Regions from separate parts of the Homo sapiens genome. Here region 1 is linked to region 2. A link is a contact called in ENCODE Hi-C or POLR2A ChIA-PET data. All regions are on one chromosome and are shown on one strand. The core of a region is the stretch at or near the end of the contact, and the rest is flanking DNA. Distances in the headings are between cores, read along the strand shown.

Evidence for each region. A loop is a pair of places that touch in the nucleus more often than their neighbours do. ChIA-PET counts read pairs that join two places held with the same protein, here RNA polymerase II (POLR2A). Pooled maps may share reads with other maps.
Region 1: a map with no recorded cell type shows a loop between it and region 2 (4-fold over the local background). The contact joins two enhancer-like sites. A Hi-C loop is called at or near these places in 5 of 37 single-sample maps with no recorded cell type and 2 of 50 pooled maps. POLR2A ChIA-PET finds 5 or more read pairs at or near these places in 1 of 52 experiments (GM12878).

Annotation. Positions count from the first base shown.
Region 1 is chr7:22,989,780-22,995,841 of GRCh38, reverse strand. HYCC1 (hyccin PI4KA lipid kinase complex subunit 1) reads left to right here. Exons shown (of 11, transcript NM_032581.4): 2 at 4,703-4,781. The coding sequence starts at 4,731. Among named protein-coding and RNA genes, the nearest start is that of HYCC1, 21 kb to the left of the region's middle. RefSeq lists enhancers at 2,794-2,873, 5,904-6,062. Within about 2 kb of position 2,246, at least 2 of the 41 ENCODE cell types and tissues checked have a DNase peak (open chromatin) inside an H3K27ac peak, as active enhancers do; they include GM12878, where a contact is called at or near this core.
Region 2 is chr7:22,442,789-22,449,487 of GRCh38, reverse strand. The region is part of intron 4 of STEAP1B (STEAP family member 1B); the gene reads left to right. Among named protein-coding and RNA genes, the nearest start is that of STEAP1B, 54 kb to the left of the region's middle. RefSeq lists enhancers at 1,343-1,412, 1,423-1,472. Within about 2 kb of position 2,307, at least 2 of the 41 ENCODE cell types and tissues checked have a DNase peak (open chromatin) inside an H3K27ac peak, as active enhancers do; they include GM12878, where a contact is called at or near this core.

The DNA of each region.
Region 1 (6,062 bases), core at 997-3,496, 550 kb before region 2:
AGTTACTCTTTTCCTCTTTCCGTACTCTCTTTTTTTGCAAGTGAATAGCTATGTCCAGTGCACTCTCAATGGGGGAGCAAGGACTAAGCTCTACCTCCTGGAAGAGATAGTGTCTACATCTGTTACTGGGAATTCTTCCGTAAGGAAACTTTATCTCCTATTCTCTTATTTATTTAATCATTTATTTATATGAGTATGGCCTCATGTATGTTTATTTTATACTTTGGGTTATAATGCAGTACTACATTACTTGTTCTGTTGCTTGGATTGTTCCAGCTTTGGCCATTGGGTGTTCTTTCAGGTTGGCTTAATATTTAAGAGTATAAAGAGTCCCTAACCCAAATGTTTGAAAACAGGTGGTCTAGGCTATGATCATAGACTTTGATCGTAGGATTGAGTAGCTGAGGCAGATAGGAAGAAAATATTGTAGGAGGAGAATTCTAGGAATTAAGACTTCTAGGAATTTAGACTTCAGGTAAGAAAAAAAATCACCAAGATTTAAGCAGGAGTTGTTTGAAAGCATGACAGTGAGCTAGGAGCTAAGATCATCCAGAAATGAAGGGGAGGGACCGAGCAGGGCAAGGGCGTGGGGTGGATTGATTGATAGATGATGGTGATAGAGTTTCAAAGCAGCTTTGGGTGGATGGTTGAAGGAGGAAGAGAATGATCTTGAGTGGTAATAAGAAGAAAGGAGAACACCTACTTTACCTCTAAGCCCAGTGGTTTGTTTCAGGGATGTGTGAGGAAATGCAATCACTATTTGGTAAGCTTGCATGCAGGGAAACTAGTGTCTCATGAAAAGAAGAAAGCAACATTTGAAGAACTGTTGAAGATGTAGAGGATTTTGCTGGTAATAGACTGTAAATTCCAGAGGACCCATGGAAGTATATCGTCCTTCCAGAATTAGGATGGGATGGGAGATGGGAGCAAAACAGAAGATGTACAAAGAGTTATGATGACTAGTGTGTGAGATGAGTGTCATCTAGGTGTCTGTAGCTTCTTGTGGTGCTGGACATAAACAGAGATGAAGGGAATAAAGACTTTAGTCCTGGTGGACCTAAAGCAGACAGTGGTGGTGAGACTGTGAAAGTTTCAGGATAGGGAGGCATGTCATAGACTCCCTTTTGAGTTCTGCAGGAGACAGAGAAGTTTGGGGAGGAACAATTTTATTCTGAGCTTGCATGCGTGCTAAACAAGTGAGTGTCCATGTGAGCTCAGCTATACAATGAGGGCTCCCATTTGATCTCTATCAAGTGGAAGATAAGAGACCCAGGGCTGACTGGTGTTACTAATGTATAATATACATACAGAAAAATGTACAGTTTATGAAATGTTTAGCTTGGCAAATTTTCACCAAATGTATACACTTGAGTAACCAGCACCTAGATCAAGAAACAGACTGTTATCAGAACCGACAAGATAGGCCCCTCAAGAGCAGCCACTATCCCAACTTCTAACACAAATGGATTCGTTTTATCTGTTCTTGAAATTTACATAAATGTAATTATATAGTATGTACTCTGTTTTCCTGCATTCTTTTATCCAACACTGTAACACAGATATAGTTTATTCATTAAAAGTTATATTTTGTTGTATAGAATTTCAGATATTGTACAGTATACTGTAATTTATTCGTTCAACTACTGATGGACATTTGGTTTGTTTCTAGTTTTTGACTATTAAAAAATACCTGCTGTAGCCAAGCATGTGGTACACTCCTGTAGTCTCAGCTACTTGAGAGGCTGAGGTGGGAGGACCCCTTGAGCCCAGGAATTTGAGGCTACAGTGAGCTGTGGTAGCGCCATTACACTCTAGCCCGGGTAACAGAGTGAGACTCTGTCTCTAAAAACAAAACAAAAACAAAAGCCTATTGCTCAGATGAACATTTTCTGAACATAGCTTTCAGAGAACATATGTCCTCATTTCTGTTGAGTATTAACATGGGTAGAATTTCTGGGTTCGTAGAGTATATGTATATATCCTCAAGTTTAGAGGATATTGCTAAAGAGTTTTCCAAGATATTGTACCAATTTGCATTCACATTAGCTGTGTCTGAATATTGATTGCTCCATATCTTTTTCAACACTTGGTGTGATCTTTCATTTTAGCTACACATGCGTACGTGTGTGTGTGTATGTGTGTGTGTGTGTGTGTGTTTGTATGGTGTATTTCACTGTGGGTTTTAACTGACATTTCCCTGATGACTAACAAAGTTGAGCACGTTTCATGTGCTAAGTTTCCATTTGAGTAAGTGATGGTCTTGATTTCCTATAGGATTGTCTACCTTTTTTCTTAATAATTTATGAGTTCCTTATATATTCTGGATATGAGACTTTTGCCATGTATATGAATTGCAGATATCATCTGCCACCCTATGGCTTTGCCTTTTCATTCTCCTAGTGGTATCTTTTGGTGAGTAGAAATTCTTACTTTCAAGGAAGTCCAGTTTATCCTTTTCCCCTCCTTGTGATTAGTGCTTTTGTGCCTCTTGTTTAAGAAACCTTTGCCTAGCCTAAGATTATGAAAGTACTCTCTTGCATTTTCTTCTAAAAGCCTTATGGTTTACTGTTCACAATTAGATCTGTGGTCCAACTGAAACTGTTTTTATTTTTGCATACAGCATGATCTCTAGGGTCATGGTTCTTTTTGTCCTCCCCATGTAGCTATCCAAATAACCTAGCCCCATTTATTATAAAGAGCATCCTTTCCTCACTGAATTTCAGTGTCATTTTTGTCATAAATCAGGTGACCATATATGTGTGGGTCTGTTTCTGGCCACTCTATTCTGTTCCATTGGTTGTTTTCTATTCTTCTGACAGTGCCACCACTGGCTTAATTACTATAGTTTTTGGTAAGTTTTATACTAAGCTTTGCTGTTGGAAGTCCAGGTCCCACAGTTCTGTTGTTCTTCAAGACAGCCCTTGACTGTTCTTGGTTCCTTGTATATTCCTCTTGATTTCTTTTAATTTTTGAAAAATTAACCTTAATTTTAACTGGAGAGTTATTTTGAATTTTTGTAAAAATTTTACCTCCCCATTTCTATGTAACTTGATGTAGTGTGGTTCCATTTGTGATAACTTTCTGTCCTAATTTATTAAACAATGGAATTCATACAAAAGAAAACTTTTGTGCATTTATATTGGCTTTGCTTTACAAATATACATAACAACATAAAAAAAGTAGATACAGGCAGACAGAAAATAACAGTAAGACAAAGAGAATTGGTTATGAAACTCACAGTATTCATAATATAAAAACAAACAAGTTACTCCAAAGGAGAGATTTTCCTAGTACTGAAAACTTAAGATGTGAATTTTCTAGACTCTGTTGGCTTTTAAGGAGGATAAATGTCATCTAGCAGTGCTTTGGTAACATTTTGGACATAATTTCAAAGCCCAGTTTCTCCAAACAGACAGTTCTATAAAATCAATAATACAGTACATATATGTGGTTTTCTGTTAGTCTGACTTGATCCAAGGAGAAATATTTTTTATTTTAAAAATAAAATGCGTATTACCCAAGTAATCTTTTATGAGTGAATGAATGAATGAATGACCAAAAAATGTTTTAATCATGTTTTTTTATGAGAATTAGACAGCAGGAACCTTAGAATGTATTCTTTGACAAGAACCTGCGTTGTTCATTAAGGCATATCTGGATACTTTCGTAGACAGCTGAGCAGAGTTTATAAGAATTAATAATAATAATAATATTGCATAGTGATAATAGTTTGTTGCCAGGAATGGAAATAACTGCTTTTATTTGCATTTTAAAATGTACTCCTCACAATAACTCCTTGCAAATAGGTACTGTCATTATCCCTATTTTGCAGATTAAAAAAAAGTAAGGCAAATATATCTTACCCAAGTAAGTAATAGAATCAGAATTCATTTCTGGCTACTCTACCTAAGTTTCTACTACCTTATAATGCTGATGAAAATTAAGTAGCTTAATGAAGGATTTGTGACTGAATTTGGAAGTTAGGAAATTCAGATAGAGCTCAAGTTTTCCGTCAGGAAATAGTTTCCAAGTCTACTCCCATACAAATGGATAGGTAAAGAAAAATACGTTGTATTTTGACAAACATTTTGCTTGAGATAAAACTGTTCTGCATTTCCTTTAGCTTACTTCTTTAAATTTATACTTAAGTAAATCCCAGTCTTCTGCATCACTGTTGTCAAATATGGTCATTTTGAATATTGTCACTTTTACTTTTTAAAAAATGAACATTACACTTTCAAGAAACCACATGGCTTGCCTAGTTACTGTTGTAAAGAACTGAAATATAAGCAAATTAAATTACTTTAATGCTTTCTATAAAGTCAATTTTGGATGCGTGTCTTCTTATATTTTCACAATTTTGAAATATTTTCTGCTTTCTTTTAAGATAAATGATCTTTTTGAAATTATTTTATTGAAACTAGGGAAAAATGTCCAATATGTTTTGCAGCTGGCATTCCTGAAAACTAAATGAAAATTGGAGAGCCAATTTCATCATGTTATGATATTTATACTTTTGTCAAAATTCTTGCATTTTAAGGCTTGTTTGTGCACATTGGTTTTGAAATGAATTTAGTAATTTATGTTTGAAACTCATTTCACAAATATGAAGTAAAAACTTTATAGGATTATCTCTGTTCATAGTAATCTGACTAAATAAAATATATTCAAAACGTTAACATTTTTCTATGTTAATTTTCAGGTTGAAGGTTTAGAACAGATGTGGAAAAATGTTTACTTCAGAGAAAGGGGTTGTGGAGGAATGGTTGTCAGAGTTTAAGGTAATATTTACTGTTCTACTATAGTAATTATATTCCAAGGAAGTTTTGTCTGGCGTTTAAATTCCAGTGATTTTTGTATTTTATATGACTGAAAGGCTAAATATCTGTGGAAGTATTTTCTATCAAATCTCAATAGAGAGTTATTTACACATAGTAATCTTTTCTAGGAAATTGATTCCTTTTTTCCCCCAAGTGGTTCAAAGAGTTTATTCATTTGTTTATTTTCTTTCTTTCATGGCAATACCACAAAGTAGTTAAAGTCTCTGAATGTTGATGTCATTCTCCAGCGACCATCAGTGATTCATTGTCAAAATGTTTCTTCCAGTTTGGAGGGCAGTGGAACTGGGGTGACCAACAATGAGGAGAGGATGGGAAGATATTTGCTCAACTTTATACCAGTGAATCTTTCTCTAGTTGGCTAACCCAGTGGCTATATAAGGGGTGTATGACCTTTGATTAGTTAATGAAGAAAATAAAACATATTTTCTTGTCTCATGAGCTTTTCTCTAGGATAGCTAAAATAGTATTTCTTTAATCAGCTAATTACTTTTCTCTGTCCTTATGTGACACATAATTATGTGCACTTGCATGATCATGAACCACAGGAATGAAGAGTTTGGGCTGCAACTATCAGTTTGATTTTGTCCAGCCCAGTCAGCCCAAGACCTATAAGGACAAAGTTACAGTCTGACAAAGTCAGGCTTATTGGCTTGTTGCATTGAGAGAGATTGCCCAACAGACACCATGGGACCATCTCACCAAACCAAAGAAAAGATAAAATTATAGTAATTTGGAGGAAGGGTAGAGTTTAGGTGAAATTTAAATGAAACGGTATTCTGGTAGACTCAAAACAAAGCAGGGCTATTTATAATGGGGTGAACATCTGGTCTGGCCTTCAAAGTAGACCCAGGATCTTGTTGTCTTGAAAACTACAAAGTTAATGTAGATTTGAAATGTTATGTTCAGAAACTCCATATTTATATCTCTGCACCTGGGTTGAAAATCAAGGCTGCTTCTCTATGTCAAAGTGACTTCGATGCTCTAGGCAAGAGTGGGATGTTTTGTTCTTACTGATACATGTTCAACAACAAACTTTTTTATAATCTGTGATTTTAGATAACAAGTCATCTTAGTAAGTAAGAACTTAGTAGTCACTCAAAGAAGGAGATTGTTATGACATTTTTCAGTTGCAGTGTGTATTTAGGAAAAGCACCGTTTCCTGTTAATTTTAATAGCTGGCCTTATCTGTCTCTTTTATCTAATCCTGATGAATAGCTGGGC
Region 2 (6,699 bases), core at 1,058-3,557:
AGTAAAGGATAAGATCCTGTCATTTCCAACAGCATGAATGTAACTGGAGATCATTATATTAAATGAAATAAGCCAGTCACAGAAAGATAAACATTGCATGTTCTCACTTATTTGTGGGATCTGAAAATCAAAACAATTGAACTCATGGAGATAGAGTGTAGAAGGATGGTTACCAGAGGCTGGGAAGGGTAGTGTTTGGGATGGAGATCAGGGGGTGGGGATGGTTAATGGGTACAATAAAAATAGAAAGAATGAATAAGACCTACTATTTGATAATACAACAGGGTGACTATAGTCAATAATAATTTAATCATACATTTAAAAAATCTGAAAGAGTGTAATCGGATTGTTTGTAACACAAAGGATAAATGCTTGGGATGGGTACCCCATTCTCCATTATGTGATTATCACATGTTGCATACCTATATCAAAACATCTCATGTACTCCATAAATACATACACCTACTATATACCCCTAAATTAAAAACTTAAAAAATTAAAAAAATTACAAATGGTACTTGTCTCTTACCTTACCTAGTCCCTACCAGATACAATGCTTGGCATGTCTAACTTGCTCTTGCTTGCTTGTTCGTGTGTCCCATGGCCCCTCAAGGACCTTCTGTGCTTTTGGCTCCCAGGGAAGCAGCCTTCCAGCTGGGATATGCTAGATTGGGTGTATCTCAGAGAATTAATTTCCATATCCCAGACTTCCACATGTACTCTTTCCTAATAAGATTGGCCTCAGAACATGCCTGCAGGGAGATATCATGAGAAACATTCTTTTTTCCCATCTTGCTTTCTGTGTTCAAAAAAAAAGTATACCTCTCCTGATTTTATGCTGCATTGTCTAAAGTTGTCATATTTATGTTGTTCTGAATAATTTCTTCATAATTTTAATGATAAGCCAATCCAGAAGAAAAATTTTAACATCTAAAGTCTTAAGATTATAGCAAATTAAAAAAATTAATTTGACTAATATTATTACTACACAGAATTATAATAGAATGATAACATATTTTTAAGCGTGAGGTCCCTTAAAAATGAGGTAATATTGGGGAAATGAAATGGAAATATGAGTTCAAGGAAAAAAGTTCTATTAAAAGATCATTCATGTATTTTAAAATTTTAGATGATAAATATATCATTTCTATCTATATTCCTTTGGATAATGGAAAAATATAATTGGTATCTATATTCCTTTGGCCATATAGAAATGCATTCATTAACATTTTGTTGTAAAGTGTCAATATTGACTACGTGCCATAATTACATCTTTGCAACTATTTTAACACGGGAAGGGAAACTTGAAGTCTCATCTGAAAAAGGTTCAAGAGGATATGTAGGTTTCTAAAATTGTTTTAGGAGATATGAGAGTAAACAATGTTGCCTCGCTATGATAAACCATAGATGAATAATGACTAGATGAATGAATAAGCAAACCAGCAACTGAAAGCAAGAAATCCCTTCTAGGGTAAATACAACTGAAAGCAAGAAATCCCTTCTAGGGTAAATGAAACCAATATGGGTTGCATGACGTTTATCCAATGCCTTCATGTCTTTGCATCTCAATTGCTCATCTGTAAAAAGGAGATGGTGATAACTGTTTGTGAGCCTTAGATGAGGTCATGCATGTAAATGTGCTTTGCACCTGGCAGGTCCTCAGTAAGTGTTTGCCGAAGTACTAGGTGGCAATGCAATTTGGGTATATCCATCTCTTCCTGTCCTAAGGGATGCTGGTCAGTGTACCAGAAGTAAAACAAATTGGCTTCTATGGCTGCACACCAGGACAGGTCTTGATTACATGAAGGACCTTACTAAACACCCTTCCATCCTAACAAAAATATGTGGAGCATTTGACCATTGCACAGGGATGAGTTCCCACTTTACTCCCACAAATGTGATTTGTGTCAGCTTTGCCCTACAAATGATGTGTTTGTGGACATTCCATCTTTGGAATCTATTAAAACAGTCATTGTCAAGTATTTATTTAGAGTCAATAGAACTACTATGTATTATATAAAATATAAAACACAGGCAGCATGCTTCATGCCAAAGTGGTTACTGAATCTACTCTTTTATAAATATACAATATTGACTGATCTTCCAACCAACTGAATTACAAGCTGACCAGTACACACACAAGAAGTCATTTCTTTATAACAGTTGATGACAGGCCTCTGTCACCAAACTGTATTGGAAGTTGGCCTGGCATTTAATAAGCAATGGTGACCAATTAAGGAAGTGAAATGCTTGTGCAAAGTGCCTAATATAATAAGGTTTTTGCCCATTACTGAGACATCAGTGATGTCCCAGAAGAGAAAGTGACTCTGGTTACAAAGTGGAACCAGGCCATGCTAAATTAGAGCTGCTTCTATACTAAGGCTACCAGTCATCTTTAACATCAAGAGTGCTCACTGAGCTCTTCAGACATTTACCCTAAAACAAGAGATGAATTTTAAAATGAGTCTTTTGATGCTCTCTGGAGAGCAAACCCTTAAGCTATATTCCTATAAAAATTAAGAATCTCATTCCAGACCCCAATTAAACTAAAAAATATTGTAGAGAGAGACAGAAAAATCAAGTTTCTACAATGTGCCAGCCACTGGCTAAGTGTTTTCCCAGATACTGTCTCATTACTCTTCACAGCACCATTGTGGGGTGGGCAGCATTCCTTCCATTTCACAGATGAAAATACTGAGGTTCAGGGAGGGTTCAACTTGGGACCAGGCTTGAGTCGTTTACCTGAAACAAAACCCACATTCTTTCCCCTTCACCTTATTAACTCTAATCTTGGCTGAAAAAAGTGAGTGCTCAGAAAAATAAGGGTTATAGAAGTGAGATTAGCATTCATATTCCAATGGAAGTGTCCATCAGAGTGGTTCTAAATCTTGGCTACGCATTGGAATTGCCAGTATTCCAGGGTTTGCACAACTTGCTTGTAAGAAATCTTAGGGCAGTGTTTATCAACCTATAGCAGGCTTCAGAACCACCTGGAGGTTTGTTAAAACAGATTTTTGGGCCCTGTCCCCAAAGTTCCCGATTCTGTCTTTCTGGGGTTGGCCTAAGAATCTGTATTTCTAACAAATTTCCTGTGGCTCCAGGTTGGGGACCTCACTTTGTGAACCACTGGCATAGGGCATTGTCTTGCAAAGCGCAGTCCTGTCCCAGAGTATCCAGGTTGGAATTAGGGACTCAAATGCAGGTTCTTGGCCCTGGCCCAAATCTATAGGATCAGATCTCAGAGGGTAGGGACCGGGGATCTGCCTCATAAACAAGTGTTCCAGATGATTCTTTCACTTGCAGAAGCATGAGAACTGTCATCCAATGGGTCTTTGAACTCCTTCATCTCATATACAGCCCAGCTTTTAAATACTGTCACATTTTGAACGACAACTGCACAGCAGAACTGCATTTACAGTTGACCATTAGCTGCTGCTGTGACTTGCTTCTGGTTATTTAAAATGCCCACAAGGGATCTCTTAGCCCATGCTTCATAAATAAAGCCCAAAGAAGAAATATTTATTCATTCATTTTTTTAAAAACTCTCCAGTTGTCAAGTTTCCGACTCATCAGGGGGAAAGACTGATTAGTGGTTGTTTCATGCTTCCCCACACAAGTGAAATCAGGAGGAGAAAAGCATTCTATAAAAGAGCTTATTTCCCTTCCTCTTCGCCTCTCCTGCCTCCTCATTTACCCTTAGCTATTCAGTTTCATCAGCCCTTGTGAGAATATAGCTCTGACTTTGAGTTTAAAGGGGTTGGGCTGCTTGGAGAGCAGTGCCCTCCCTGCTGCTCTTGCATCTGGGAAGCTGGATCACCACGGGGACTTCCCCCAAGCCGGAAAAGGTCGACCAAATCCCCATTCAGAGGTGGAGGGCGGGAAGCCAGGCCCAGGCTCGGATGTACCCTGAAGAGGTGCAGGTGCTTCCCGCTGGCCTCCGCCCCTCAGCTGTGGGCTCCCAAGTGAAGCTGGCTGCCAAGAGGAGTATTTATAGCTGCCTTTGCTGGCCAGTTCCTGCCCGGTTCTCACAAGGCTGCCGGCAGATCCCAGCACGACTGGCTGACAAGACGAGGGGAGGATGGGAGGCCCAAAGGGGCATGGCCCAGCTGTCCTCCCTGAAGAGTTGCAGATGTCAGTCCCCTTGATCTGAAGTTAGAAATACAATGCGGTTTACAGGAGGAAGACATGAAGGTCATGTGAAGAGATTTCTCGCTGTTCTTCCACGGCTCCAAATCTGCTGTTGGCCCAAGAGAACCCACCACAAAGAGGTCTGTGCTGTCATCTGCAGAGCTGATTTGTAATTACTCTGCTCATAATGCAGAAAAGTCTAGAAGCTCCCTCAGCCCCTGTTCCCAATGCCAACCCTGCCCAAAGGCCCTTTAAACTGAAACCGGCATCATTGTCCAAATTCTTCAGGTGAACCTGTCTTTAGAAACAATGGCCCTTTCTCTTTCTCATCCTCTCACTTAGGCCTCTGGGTTAGAGAAGACGACTGATCTAACAGCTCTCCTTGTGCCACGCGGACAGACCCAGAGCTCGCTCTGGTGACAGCAAATGCACACCTTGTGGGGGTGTCCAATTGTTGGCTTAGTGGGTCTCCAAACTCACGAAATAGAATACTGGGGAGCCCATGAAATACCTGATTGGTTTTTCACATGGGTAGGCTCCATACAGAGCACAGCTCATCAGCTAAAACCTCCAAGGTGAAATCATTAAATCTCCAGGGGAAAACCAACAAAACAGCAAGTGTTCCGGAAAGGGTTTCACTTCCTAACTGGCAGCGAGCCTGAGATCAAAACCTGTTACTCAGTGACAGATGAAATTCCTGCAAGAGGCACAATCCATGCTATTGTTCTGTCTGAGGCCCTTATTTCTCCCAGGGTTGCTGCGAGTGGCCAAGGCAGAGGCTCCCGGGCAGCCGATGGGACATTTTCTCCATGGGTTTGAGTAGTGTGTCTGCAAAGAGTCCATGGTCCCTGGAATCCCCATGATGGGTATAATTTCAGAAAATTCATTTCTGAAAGCAGAAAGGAATTTATATTTTCTTTTTACTTTTTTTTTTTAAAACAGGGAAACAGGCAAAATAGAAGGACGCATAGTTAGAGGTGATTGAAGTCAGGGTAACGGCTAGAGCCAGGCAAACAAGAATAGTCCTCACCAATCCTGCTCACGCCCTCTCAAGCTGCCTTGCACAGTGCTGTGTGCTTTCCATATGTTATCTCATTTAGTCCTCACAATAGCCCAATGAGGGAGGTACAGGTACCCTCACTCCTTTGCAGCAGAGGAAACTGAGGCCTAGAGACGTTAAAGGTCTTGCTCTTTGTCCTAGGATGAGGATGGCAGATTTGGAATTCAAACCCACTCCCTCTGCAGGGATCCTTTAACTAAAGCCCTGAGCGTGACTCTGTGGAGAGACAGGCCCACTGGCTCTGGGCTTCTCCAAGAACTCATCAGGCTGTGGTGGTCTCTGGCTTCCTTATATCACACAGATGTGGAGAAACCAGGGCAGTGGGACTCAGCACCCCCTGAGGGTCAGTTTATGGGGACAGCCTCTTGGGCTGGACATCACCTTCAGCTGGACCTCAGCTCCTTCTCTGGCCCAGAGCTTGTTCAATTGGGTGATTTTTGTGGCACTTTATGTAGGTCAAAGTCCTGGTGGCTCCAGCCGAGTGGAAGTGTTTTTGCCTGGCTCTTAGGTGATGGGGCAGGAGGGAGCTGAATGCAGAAAAAGGAGCTGGCATGTGCCAGCTACCATGACAGCCAGCAATGCTGTGCTGTTGTCCTGCCATCCACGTGCAGTTTCCTTTCTCCGATGACTCCTGGTGGGAGGAACTGACTATGTACAGTGTGCAAAGGGCATAGCAGTGGCGGAAGTTATGTTTCTTGTAATTGGAGATCTTTGTGGTCTGGAATGATCATTTTGTGTGTTTTCTCATCAGATAGGATAGATTGCTTTAACGTTCAGCCACACCCAGAGACAGCTTTTCCTTCCTGGACTACCCATGGTCTTTCATTTTACAAGTTGCTTAGATGAGATTTTCACTTACGTCTTCCTTGTTTACTGTTATAGCTCTAAGGTCCAGCACAGTTCCTGGCATACAATGGGTGCTTAATTAATACCTATTGAAGTGATTGATTAAATGAATTCCTGAATAAGTGAATCAGTTACCAATTAATCTTGGGTCCTTGATTCCAGAACATACCAAAGAACATGATACTAGGATTTTCTCTGGGTCTTTAAAAAGGAATGTCACTTTTCTTGTTGTTGGGAAGCATGTCAGTTTGGGTCCTGCAAGAAGCAGATGGTAGAACAGAGTTGTTCCAGGAGATTTATTGTGGTAAACACCTGCGAAAGATGAGGAGGAAGCAGGATTAGGAAAGGAAGATCACTATGCAGATCTGACACTGGCAAACATGGGAAAGACAGGCAGGAGCGAGTGGGAGGGAAGGAAGGAGCCTCAGACTGAAGCACACTGGCTGTCCCCAGGGCGTGCTGGAGCTGCTGGAGCCATCAGCTTTTTTGATTGCCAGGGAAGGGGGTAGGGGTGAGCCTGGTGTGACAATGGTTGTTGCTATTTCTTCTCCAAGTGATGTCTTCTCATCCTGTGTTCCTTCCATCCAGGGGGCAAATGTGTCTCCATCACTCCTATTTCTTTCTGGGAGCACTGCCAAGTCCTCCTCATTGTCATGGCGGCAACC